Linked DNA regions of Homo sapiens: region 1 is linked to region 2. The links are chromatin loops, found by intact Hi-C in ENCODE. Cell type or tissue: OCI-LY7. All regions are shown on one strand.

Evidence for each region. Hi-C counts contacts between places; a loop is a spot of excess contacts. Peaks named below come from ENCODE experiments on the same cell type or tissue, not always from the same donor. Only the 100,000 strongest peaks of a DNase experiment are listed, where the experiment ranks them.
Region 1: it touches region 2 in a loop (8-fold over the local background); 1 of 110 quality-filtered maps calls a loop at or near these places.

What each region holds. Positions count from the first base shown.
Region 1 is chr1:4,342,258-4,347,257 of GRCh38, forward strand. No RefSeq gene overlaps it. Among named protein-coding and RNA genes, the nearest start is that of LINC01777, 67 kb to the right of the region's middle. RefSeq lists an enhancer at 1-167. In OCI-LY7, no CTCF peak of the experiment used is centred here; a DNase peak (open chromatin) is centred at 1,994; H3K4me3 peaks cover 370 bases; H3K27ac peaks cover 1,277 bases.
Region 2 is chr1:3,908,057-3,913,056 of GRCh38, forward strand. All of the region lies in intron 2 of LINC01134 (long intergenic non-protein coding RNA 1134), which reads left to right. Among named protein-coding and RNA genes, the nearest start is that of LINC01134, 10 kb to the left of the region's middle. RefSeq lists an enhancer at 3,167-4,052. In OCI-LY7, CTCF peaks have their summits at 2,886 (motif pointing right), 3,085 and 4,148; DNase peaks (open chromatin) are centred at 1,735, 2,055, 2,405, 2,925 and 4 weaker places; H3K4me3 peaks cover 4,297 bases; H3K27ac peaks cover 4,835 bases.

The sequences.
Region 1 (5,000 bases), 430 kb after region 2:
CAGAATCCCCCTCGGAGCCAGCCTCTCAGGGATTCAGGTGCCTTTGACCGGGGCCCTGCTTGCAAGGGAAGGATGGATGGGGAGGAGATGGCAGGGCAGGGGCTGAGGAAGAGGTGGTGTCTTCAGGAGAGAGCCTCAGTCTGTCCTCCAGGGAGCCCTGGAGTGGGAATCAGGAGGGGGTGACCTGCCCTCATGTAAGGCGGCTCCCATCAGCCAAGGACAGTTCCTGGTCCAGGGCCTGGTCCTGGTCCAGGGCCACATGCCTTCTCTCATGCTGACCTCTGCATGGTCCGAGAGGGGAGGGCTGGGCTGGTTGGGCACCTTGCAGAACAGTGTGTGTGCTCACCCTATGGCGGCATCACGTGAATGGAGCAGCGAGGAAGGAGCAGCTGGTACGTTAGAGGCTTTGGTGAGACACTCACGTTCCAAAGGCAGGAGCTAAACCCAACAAAGACTCCAGGGCTGGGCCTGTCAGTGAAGATTTCAGGGATCCAGAGGTCTGGGCCATGTCAAGGCATCCCCTCCAAAATCAAAAATAGGTGAGGGCACCTCAAACCTCTTACCACTGAGAAAGGCGCACGAATCTCGGTGGGCAGAGCCCAGAGCAAGGCATGCTTCTGCAGCAGGTCCAGGCTGTGCCGCAGGCCAATGACCATGGTGAATTCATCCGAGGCCTGTGGTGCTGGTTGACAGCCACTGCTCAGGAGCCTGTGACCCACTGCGCTCCTCAGAACAGCTCCCTGCAAAGACCATCCCTCCTCATATAACCTAGGTGAGGCTCACAGACACCCCCACCAGTTTACCCAGGACAAGTCCAGACACAGCCCCTCTGAATTCCATTTCTTTGCCTCACAGATGATTAGTGGAACTGTTTTGTCCCCACTGATAATTGGAACAAAATGCTTGTTAGTGAAACAGTTCTGCTTCTCTCCCACCCCAGGCCCTGAACTCTGGCTTACCCTCAGCCTGAACCCATAGACGGCCATCCGGTCTGAAAGCAGGCTGGCCTCAGGGTCAAATGTTCTCTGATCCATTGTCCCACTGAGCCACCTCCACCTTTTCTTCTCACCTCCCACACCAGTCCTTTCTAATCCCATAAAGAAAAGCCTCTTTCTGCCTAACTTTTGGGATGCTTTCAGGTCTCATGGTGGGAGCCTTCTCCTCACTGCAACAGCCCTCCCCCACTGCAGTAGCCCCTCCCCCACTGCAATAGCCCCTCCCCCACTGCAGCAGCCCCACTGCAATAGCCCCTCCCCCACTGCAGTAGCCCCTCCCACTGCAGTAGCCCCTCCCCCACTGCAATAGCCCCTCCCCACTGCAGTAGCCCCTCTCCCACTGCAGTAGCCCCTCCCCCACTGCAATAGCCCCTCCCCCACTGCAATAGCCCCTCTCCCACTGCAGTAGTCCCTCCCCCACTGCAATGGCCCCTCCCCCACTGCAATGGCCCCTCCCCTGTTGCAATGGTTCCCACTCCCTATTGCAAGAATTCTTCTGAATCCAGTCTCTCCTTAGTGAGTCCAGAGTTATGCTTTTGTTTGAACTGAGCAGGTGCCATGAGAGAGCTCTGGGGAAGGGGCTGATGGTCTCTTCTGGGGGTCAGTGGTTTCCCTGCACTTGTGGACATCAAGGCTCTGAGAGCTCAGGTACCTGCCTTAATGAGGCCCTGCCCCACCTGGGTGGTCTGTATTAGAGACAGTGACTGGGATGGAGGGGTTGGAATCATGGGGTTCACTGCATCCACTCCATCCAACTAGAATCCGTGGAATCTGGAACCTCCCTGCTTTCCGTGATGATCCTAAACATGAACACAGTGAATCATCCTCAAGGCGCAGCCCCTCGAGTCATCTTATTCATGGCAGAAACTCTGAGTCCAGACGGAAGACACCCAGAACAGCATTTTCCCTTCTTGAGTTAGCCCCGTCCATCCAGGGTCCTAGTGAACCTTCACTAGCATTCAGGGGAACTACCTACTTCAGATCATGGCACAGCCCGCTTGATTGCATCAGCTCATGTCTCTTTCAAGTTCCGTTTTCTCCTAGTCCACTGACTTCAGGCTGAAGTCACAAATCTTGCAGAGGTTTACAGCCCTGCCCATGGCTCCGTTTGCAGCATCCCTGCAGGCTGGCAGGGGTGGCTCCGAAGGCCGAGGGGCTGAGGAGAGATGATTCCTGAGCCTGAAGGAAGCCGGCCAGAGCCCCACGTAAGACGCCGCAGAGGCCACCTTGGGGGTGGAGAGGGCTGCCTGATGGATGTCATCTCTGAAAGCCACAGCGAAACTCAGGCTTGCTTTGAAATTGTCCCCAGGAGAATACTGGGAAACCCGCTGAGGGCCTCTTATCCGACAGCAGCCTGTGAGGCCTCATGTTATAATGGTCATTGTAACCCTCCCTTACAAAGGGGAAAGTGGAAATAGACTCATCATGCCCTCGCATGTGTTAGGGGAATGAAAACTATCTCGCCTTTTCCCTTCTTCTCCTTTTGAAGGCTCCAGGTAACCCCACTTCTTCGAGGAAGCCTCCTTGGTCAGCTCAGCCTGCACACTCCTCCTTCAGATACCAGTGGCAGGAGACGCCTGGGTAAAAATCAGGAGTGCAGAGCCCCAGCCCATCTTCTTGTCTTGGTTAAGGCAGACACAAAAAATAGGTCCACTTTCTTGATTTCACATGCCCCTTCCCACCTACTGTGCCTGGCCTGGTGCTGTCTGGCTTTGTAATGAGTGTTGGTCTCTGACTTGACCTTCTTTCATCTCTGCTGGAGCTTGTCAGGCAATATCCATGAGCATTTTCTGAGTGTCTTTAGGGGTGGTTATTTGAAGGCACTGAGAATGTCAGGCTGAGATCTTTAGTAACCTGCCAGCCTTTAGTAATGTCACCTCCCATCCCACCCGGACACCCCTGCGTGCGTGCCTTCCTCCCTGGGCTCTCTGCTTGGTGCTGGCCTGGGGCTGTCAGAGGGGATCTACTCCTATTTTTTATTATTATCATTTTCTGCAGACGGACTGAGCACTTCATAAACATTAACAATGACAAATCACCAGCCTCAGTGACACCACAATTACATAATGATAGTCATTACCCAGTGGCTGTTTGATGCGCTGAGCAGCATCGGCCGGCGGTCCACTGCAGCCAGACGCAGATGCTGGAACAATAGCCATGAGCGAGGAGAGGGCCGGAGCCCAGCCAGGAAGGGAGGCCACGTTGGCGAGGGTCTCGGCCCTGCACTCTGAGGGGTGTAGGCGGCAGAAGGGAAACTCAAGGTCACTGTACGAGTTCCTGTGGCTGTCTTATCAAGTCACCACCAACTGGGTGATCTTAAAACAACAGAAACATATTCTTTTGCAGTTCTGGAGACCTGAAGTTTGAGGTCATGGGGAAGGAAGGGTGGGCTCCTTCTCAGGCTATGTGGGAGACTCAGTCCCCAGCCTCCCAGGCTCCATTGCTGCAGGCCGTCCTTGGCCCTCTTTGGCCATCCTTGGCTTCTAGATGCATCACCCCAGTCTCTGCCTCCAACAGCACACGGCCATTTCTTCCGTGCCTCTGTGTGTCTCTCCTCTCCTCACAAGGACACCAGTCACTGAATTAGGGCTCACTCTAATCCACTAGGACCTTATCTTAACTTAATTGGATCTGTAAAGGCTTTATTTCCAAATAAGGTCACATTCATGGGCTCTAGATGGACATGGACTGTGGGGGGGCACTAGCTCACTACAGTCACTGACTGATATGGTTTGGCTCTGTGTCCCCACCCAAATCTCATCTTGAATTGCAATTCTCATCTGTCAAGGGAGAGACCTGCAATCCCCATGTGTCGAGGGAGGGAGGTGTTTGGATCATGGGGCCGTTTCCCCCATGCTGTTCTCCGGACAGTGAGTGAGTTCTCACAAGATCTGATGGTTTATTAGGGTTTGGAAGTTCCTCTTTCCTTCCTCTCTCCCTGCTGCCTTGTGAAGAAAGTACTTGCTTCTCCTTCGCCTTCCACCATGATTGTAAGTTTCCTGAGGTATGCCCAGCCATGCAGAACTGTGAGTCAATTAAACTTCTTTCCTTTACAAATTACTCACTCACTCTCAGGGAAGTTCTTTATAGCAGTGTGAGAATGAACGAATACACTGAGTCAAGATTTATGCCAGGCACTCTGGCTCCCGGCCTGAACCTTCCCCAGGAGACCACACTGCCTCCCAGACACTCAGCTCACTCCGTTCACACACTGGCCAGATGCACTGAATGGTCTTCTCTGCTTTCCAAATTCTGGGGTGGACAGGGCTGAGGAAGGGCCCTGCTCATCTCCTTGCCTGTGGTTGGCCTCTGAGTTTGAGGAAGGAAGATGCAATCTGTTCCCACCAAGGGTGCTGAGGAGCCTTTTCCTTGAGAATCATGGCCAAGACAAGGAGCTGAGCCCAGGAAGCCGGGTCCAACCTGTAGGAAGGATAAATACATAGGCAGGCAAAGGAGCCAAGGATGGCCAGCTATCATCAGATGCAGGAGCTCCTTGACCAAGCATCCAAGTCAGAAAGTCTGTCTAGCAGCTGAGTAAATGACCAAGAGCTCCCAACAGCTGGGAGCTGGCCTGGCTGTGTGGGGTAGGCCTTCGTATTCTGTTGATTAGAAATGGTTTAACAGCGTGTTAATATCTGACAAGGCCACCATGTCAGAGCACAGCCAAAAATGTCCAATCCACAGAATAACCAATCCCCCTGACCTGACCAATATGAATGACAGCTAATTCCTTACCAATTGCAGCTTTGTCCTCACTCCATTGTTCTGGCCTTCTCCATGCAAATATTAAGATATCCAATTATTAAATTATCTCCACTTCTTGACAGCATCCAATCCAGGGCAAAGTTCCAAATTCCTCCCACAAATCACCTAATACAAGGTCAAAGCTCTAATCAGTTCTTTCAACCCCAAATCCCCTAATATAAGGTCAAATCTCTAATCAGTTTTTTCCTCCCCCAAATCACCTAATACAATGTCAAAGTTCTAATCAATTCTTTCCTCCCC
Region 2 (5,000 bases):
TTTCAAAGTCTGGGCACAGAATGGAGGCCAGCCCACGTGGTTATCTGGTCTCCACACGTGTCTCTGGGTTTGTGGGGGTGTTGGCTTGCAGACCAGGAGCAGCTAACAAGGTCTGTACCTTGTTTCGAATTTTGGACTGAACTGTCTGGAATTCTTGGACGTTCTCAAGCTAACTCAGTTGCATGAATTTAGAGGCAAAAGGGTGGGGATAATTTTTCCCTTGGATTTGTCAGTTCCAAGATGTATAACTTTAGTATTCCAGAAAATAGATTTATACCAGATCGGGAATTTCTCTATTTCTCTCTCTCTCTCTTTGCTCTCTCTCTGTCTCTCCTCTCTCTCTCTCTTTCTCTCTGTCTCTCTGTCTCTCTCTCTCTCTCTCTCTCTCTCTCTCTCTCTCTCTCTCACACACACACACACACACACACACACACACACACACACTCAGTAAGAGTTCAGGCCAGTTACAAAGGTCAAGGACACAGTCCATGCAAGGCCTCACCCTGGTACGAATCACAAGTTCAGGTGCCCAAGGCCACCCTCAGTTTGATGATTCTAGAAGGACTCCCAGAACTCCTTGAAAGCTATTACACTCACAGTTGTGGTTTCTGTATTAGTCCATTCTTGAATTGCTGTGAAGAAATACCTGAGACTGGGTAATTTATGAAGAAAAGAGGTGTAATTGGCTCCTGGGTCCACAGGCTGTACAGGGGCATGGTGGCACCTGCTCGGCTGCTGGGGAGGCCTCAGGAAGCCTCCAGTCCTGGCAGAAGCCAGAGGGGAGCCAGCCTGTCTGGGTGGGAACAACATCTACATAAATCAGTTCCTTACCGGGAAAGGATACAGATTAAGATTGGCCAAAGGAGGGGAGGCAGGGGGCCGAGTCCAGGAAAAGTGCCCCAAGCGGAGCTCTTGCTGTCCCTTTCCTGTGGGACTGGGACTTGTGACTCTCCTGCGTCAACGTGGTAGCACGAGCGAGGGCCAGCCTCAAGCCACAGTGTCCAGGTTCTCACTGGGGCTCCATTCCATGGGCATGGCTGATTGAGTGACCACCCAAATGGTCAGTCCCCGTCCTGCGGCCGATTGCCACCGTGTGGTCCCCATCTCCCACCCTCCATGACACCGTTGGTCTTTCTGGCATGGCCAGCCCCACCCTGAGACCATCATGGTGGCTCTCCTCCACCCTAAGTCACATCACTGGACTCTCCTGTGTAACCCAAGGCCCTGGGCAAACAGTGACTCCTATCAGGCAGGACATCGTGGAGGTCACCTCCCAGTGGCTGAGGACAAAGGTCAGGCCTCTTTGGGGCAGGATTCAATTCTTACCGCAGACCTTCCTCCTCCCACACACAAGTGAGCTACGGAGAAAAGGGAATAGAATATCTCTCTGGTGGGTCTGGAATGCCCGTTTTCGGAGGCTGGTTGGAACTTTCTTATCTCCTTTTATTTCTGATTTCTGTTGAAATTCCCCGGAACTAATGCCTATTGTATGAACCTGATTACAAAGAGAGAGATTTTACAGAGCATTTTTCCTCTCAGGAAAAAGGAGGCACCCTGCTTTTTTCTCAGTGAGAGAGAAATGTTCTTTGAATAATTTTTTAATTTACTAAAAAATTTTTGATCCTACTGCTAAGGGGATGCAACCTTCCTGCAGAGAGGCGTGCAGATAAAGTTGTCTTAATATTTGCATTTCTGCAGAGCATGGGCTGCTGCAGCCCGGGGGGTGTGTACCGTGGTGATTTGTAAAGTGACTTCTACCCTGTCACAGGGGTGAGGAAAATGGGTCCCCAGGCTGTGAAGGCCTCGTCCCTCCCCACGGCCATGGGAACCGGACTGAGGTTCCTTACTTGGCTGGACACAGTTTGACCCAGACTCTTCTCCAAACCAGAGGCCAGCCTTCCCACTTAGTAAAAAATTCGTTATCCTTCCCCTAGATGTTATTAATTTCTTCCTGGGGTTTTAAAGAAGTCAGTGCATTTTATGGCCAGTGGAGTGTTGATGGTTCAGTGCACATAGCACCTGCGTCTGTGAGTGGAGTGTTGATGGTTCGGTGCACATAGCACCTGCGTCTGCGGTGATCAGCACCCTCGGGGCAGAGCGTTGCATCCAAACGGGCATTTTCGGCGTGATGTTCCCAGTGGGGCTTTTCCTAGCAATGGCTTTTTAAACTCTGCTGCGAGGACGCCCAGCATCAGCGACATCCAACTCCCTGGAACGGCAGGGCTGCCACTGAACTTGTGTGGTCCAGGCCTGGAGTGTCCAGTTCTCTCTCAAGCTGGGCACTGGGTCCCCGAGAGTCTCCCAAGGACAATGGAGAAGCAGGATGCGCGGGCTCAGAAGCAATGCGGCCCCCCAGCACTGCATGCCCAGCCACCCCAACTTCTAGGCAGCTGCAGGCTCCCACCTGCGCAGAGAATAGGCTGTTCACCTGCAACGGCGGCTGGCGCCGGGGGAGGTGGGCGTTCTGGGAGAGGAGGAGCCCCTGGCTGCATGGCTGTGCCGTGGGTGGTGCCGTGGACCTGCTGGTGGCCGAGTCCCTCTGAGGGCTGCATGTTTTGAGGGGACCCTGGCTTTGGCCTGGCATGGACCCTCTTGCGCAGATCATCTCGTGATTCTCCTGGCAACCCTGTGAGACGGACGGGTTCTTTCATTGCCCACTGTTGGCACCTGGGGAGATGGAGGAGCACAGAGGGGACACACCTTGCTCAGGATCACACAGCAAGGAGGTGCCAAGGTCGAGTTGGACCTGGACTCCCCACTTTCACGGCCATGTGGGTCTCTGCAGGGCACCCTTCCTGGAGGAGGACCGGTGCAGACCCCTGTTGAGTAGGGGACAGCCGCCTGGAGAACCACCCTTGGCCGCCTTAGGTAGGTGCCAGCGCAGGTGTCTGCAGTCCTGACGCCAGGGGGCAGGATGAGACAGGGGAACGAAGTCGGTGCGGCAGGCGTGGCGGCCTCGCCGGTCTTTTCCTGGGACGCTCTCAGGATGGCTCTCGGAGGGTGCCCGGGCGGCAGGCAGGGCTCAGAATGCGGCTCCGTTGCTCACTAACGGCCTTCAGAGTCTTCTGAGCAGTCCAGGATGGGGGCAGCAGCTGCCTCTGTAGAGAATGTGAATCTTTGGCTTCTCAGGTATCCAACACCTTGGCAAGCACCAGGGAGTGAAATCACTGAATTAAGAATGTGTTTGTGAGAAGTGGCAGCTGCTTCCCGCTGGGGCTCAGGGAGGGAGTTGCGGGCTGGGCCGGGGGCTGCTGAGCTCCGTGTCCACTGCTGTCTGGTCTGGAAACAGCGTGAATCCCGGTGACCGCCGCTCCCTCCCAGGCTGTCCCGGCAGGTTCTGAGCTGGTGAGAGGGATTTCAGGGTGGTGGGTGCTGTGCTGAGGCTTTGCTCCCCTGCTGGGTTGAGTGTCTGCAGCCGCCCCCACATCCCCCGCTTTGCTAGTCTTTTCCTTCACGCAGCCTTTGCTGCCCAGGGGGACCCACCCCAGCTGTTCTCGGGAGCCCAGCCCCTCTGCAGAGTTCTTTAGGCTGCTCCTACCCAGAGGGACCTTCCCAGCAGGTGGGCCTAGCTTCAGATCTCCAAGTCTGTGGTGGCCCCCACCCACTGAGACCCAGGAGGCCCAGCGGGACTTGGGGTTCAGGCCAAGGTTTGTCTGGCTCCCTCCTTCCTCCTTCCAGGCACGTTGTCTAGAAATCACCTCATCTCTTACAGGTCACCAGTTAATTGTGTTGGAGGAAGCTCTGGGATGTACGGGTCTGAATGGCCCACAGCAGTTCAGGCCCTGGACTGAGCCTGGAACCCGCCCCCAGGGCTGGGTCCTGGCCTCGCCCATCTGTCTCCCTTGAGGGGAGGGCTGGGTTCTTCTCTTGGCCTCAGTTCCCTCCCGTTTGCCATTCCAAATACTTTTTATTCCCTCCCCCTTCCCCCAGCATCTCCTTTCTCTTCCTTTGTCTCCAGCCTTGTCTGTCGCTTTGCTTCTGGGCCTTGGCATCTGGGCATGAACCCACCGCCTCCAGCCAGTGCGAAGAGTGGGCGCCACTGGCCGGGTTCATCTTGCTGTGGTGGCGTGTTTGGGGGACCTGGGGGGGGACTGATGGGTCCCCAGGGTTTCTGAGGATGTGGGCCTTGGAGCGCTCCCAAGAGGCCAGTCTTCGTTTAACGTGGGTGGTCCCCACAAATGCTGGGGATGGGGGGTTTCCGGCCGCCCTCTGGGCATGAACTTTGGGCCTTTATCCCAAGTCTTCGGGGCAAGGAAGGGGAGTGGGAATTAAACTGGTGCCGGCCGTTAGGTCCACCCAGCAGATCTACCCGGCAGGCACAGCACCGCGGTCCGGAGAGCGCCAGTGCCTGTCACCAGGAGCAGAGTGAACCCCTCGTGGGTGCCAGCTCCTCCTGCCCCTCCTGAGCCTGACGGGGCTACGGTTTTCAGTGGCTGCGACGCCACAGGACCTGTGAGGAGAGACTGCACCCTGAAGGTCTGGCGGCGAGCGGATCCTAAACAAAGTGAGGCCTAGGAGCGCCGTCCTGAAGGCACTGCTCTCCCCAGGGCCAGCTCCTGGCTATGGGGTCAGACAGGTCGCTGGGTCCTCACAGCCAGCGCAAACACAGATCCAGGCGTGGTCGTCCCGTGTCCAGGGAGCTGCTACCTTGTGCTGCTGGGACCTGGCATCGAGTAGGTACAGCCAAGCCCACAGGAACGGAGCCGTGGCTTCCAGGGTCGTGCAACCCTGGCCTGCCCTGGGCTGGCTGAGGGGCCCACCACCCTGGGCTGGCACTTGGGCTCCCCTCAAGCAGACTGCCTGTCTGCAGCCTCATCTCCTGAGAGCGGAGCCTCAGCCAGCCTAGGTGCAGGTCACCCTCACACGTGGCCGCACCAAGGCCACCTCACAATCACAGCCATGCCACATGCTGAGCCCCCGAGATGTGCAGGCCACATGCCAGCTGGCTGCTTCTGTTGTGTTTCTGCGGGAGCTGCATGAGGCTGAAGGAGAGACCCGGG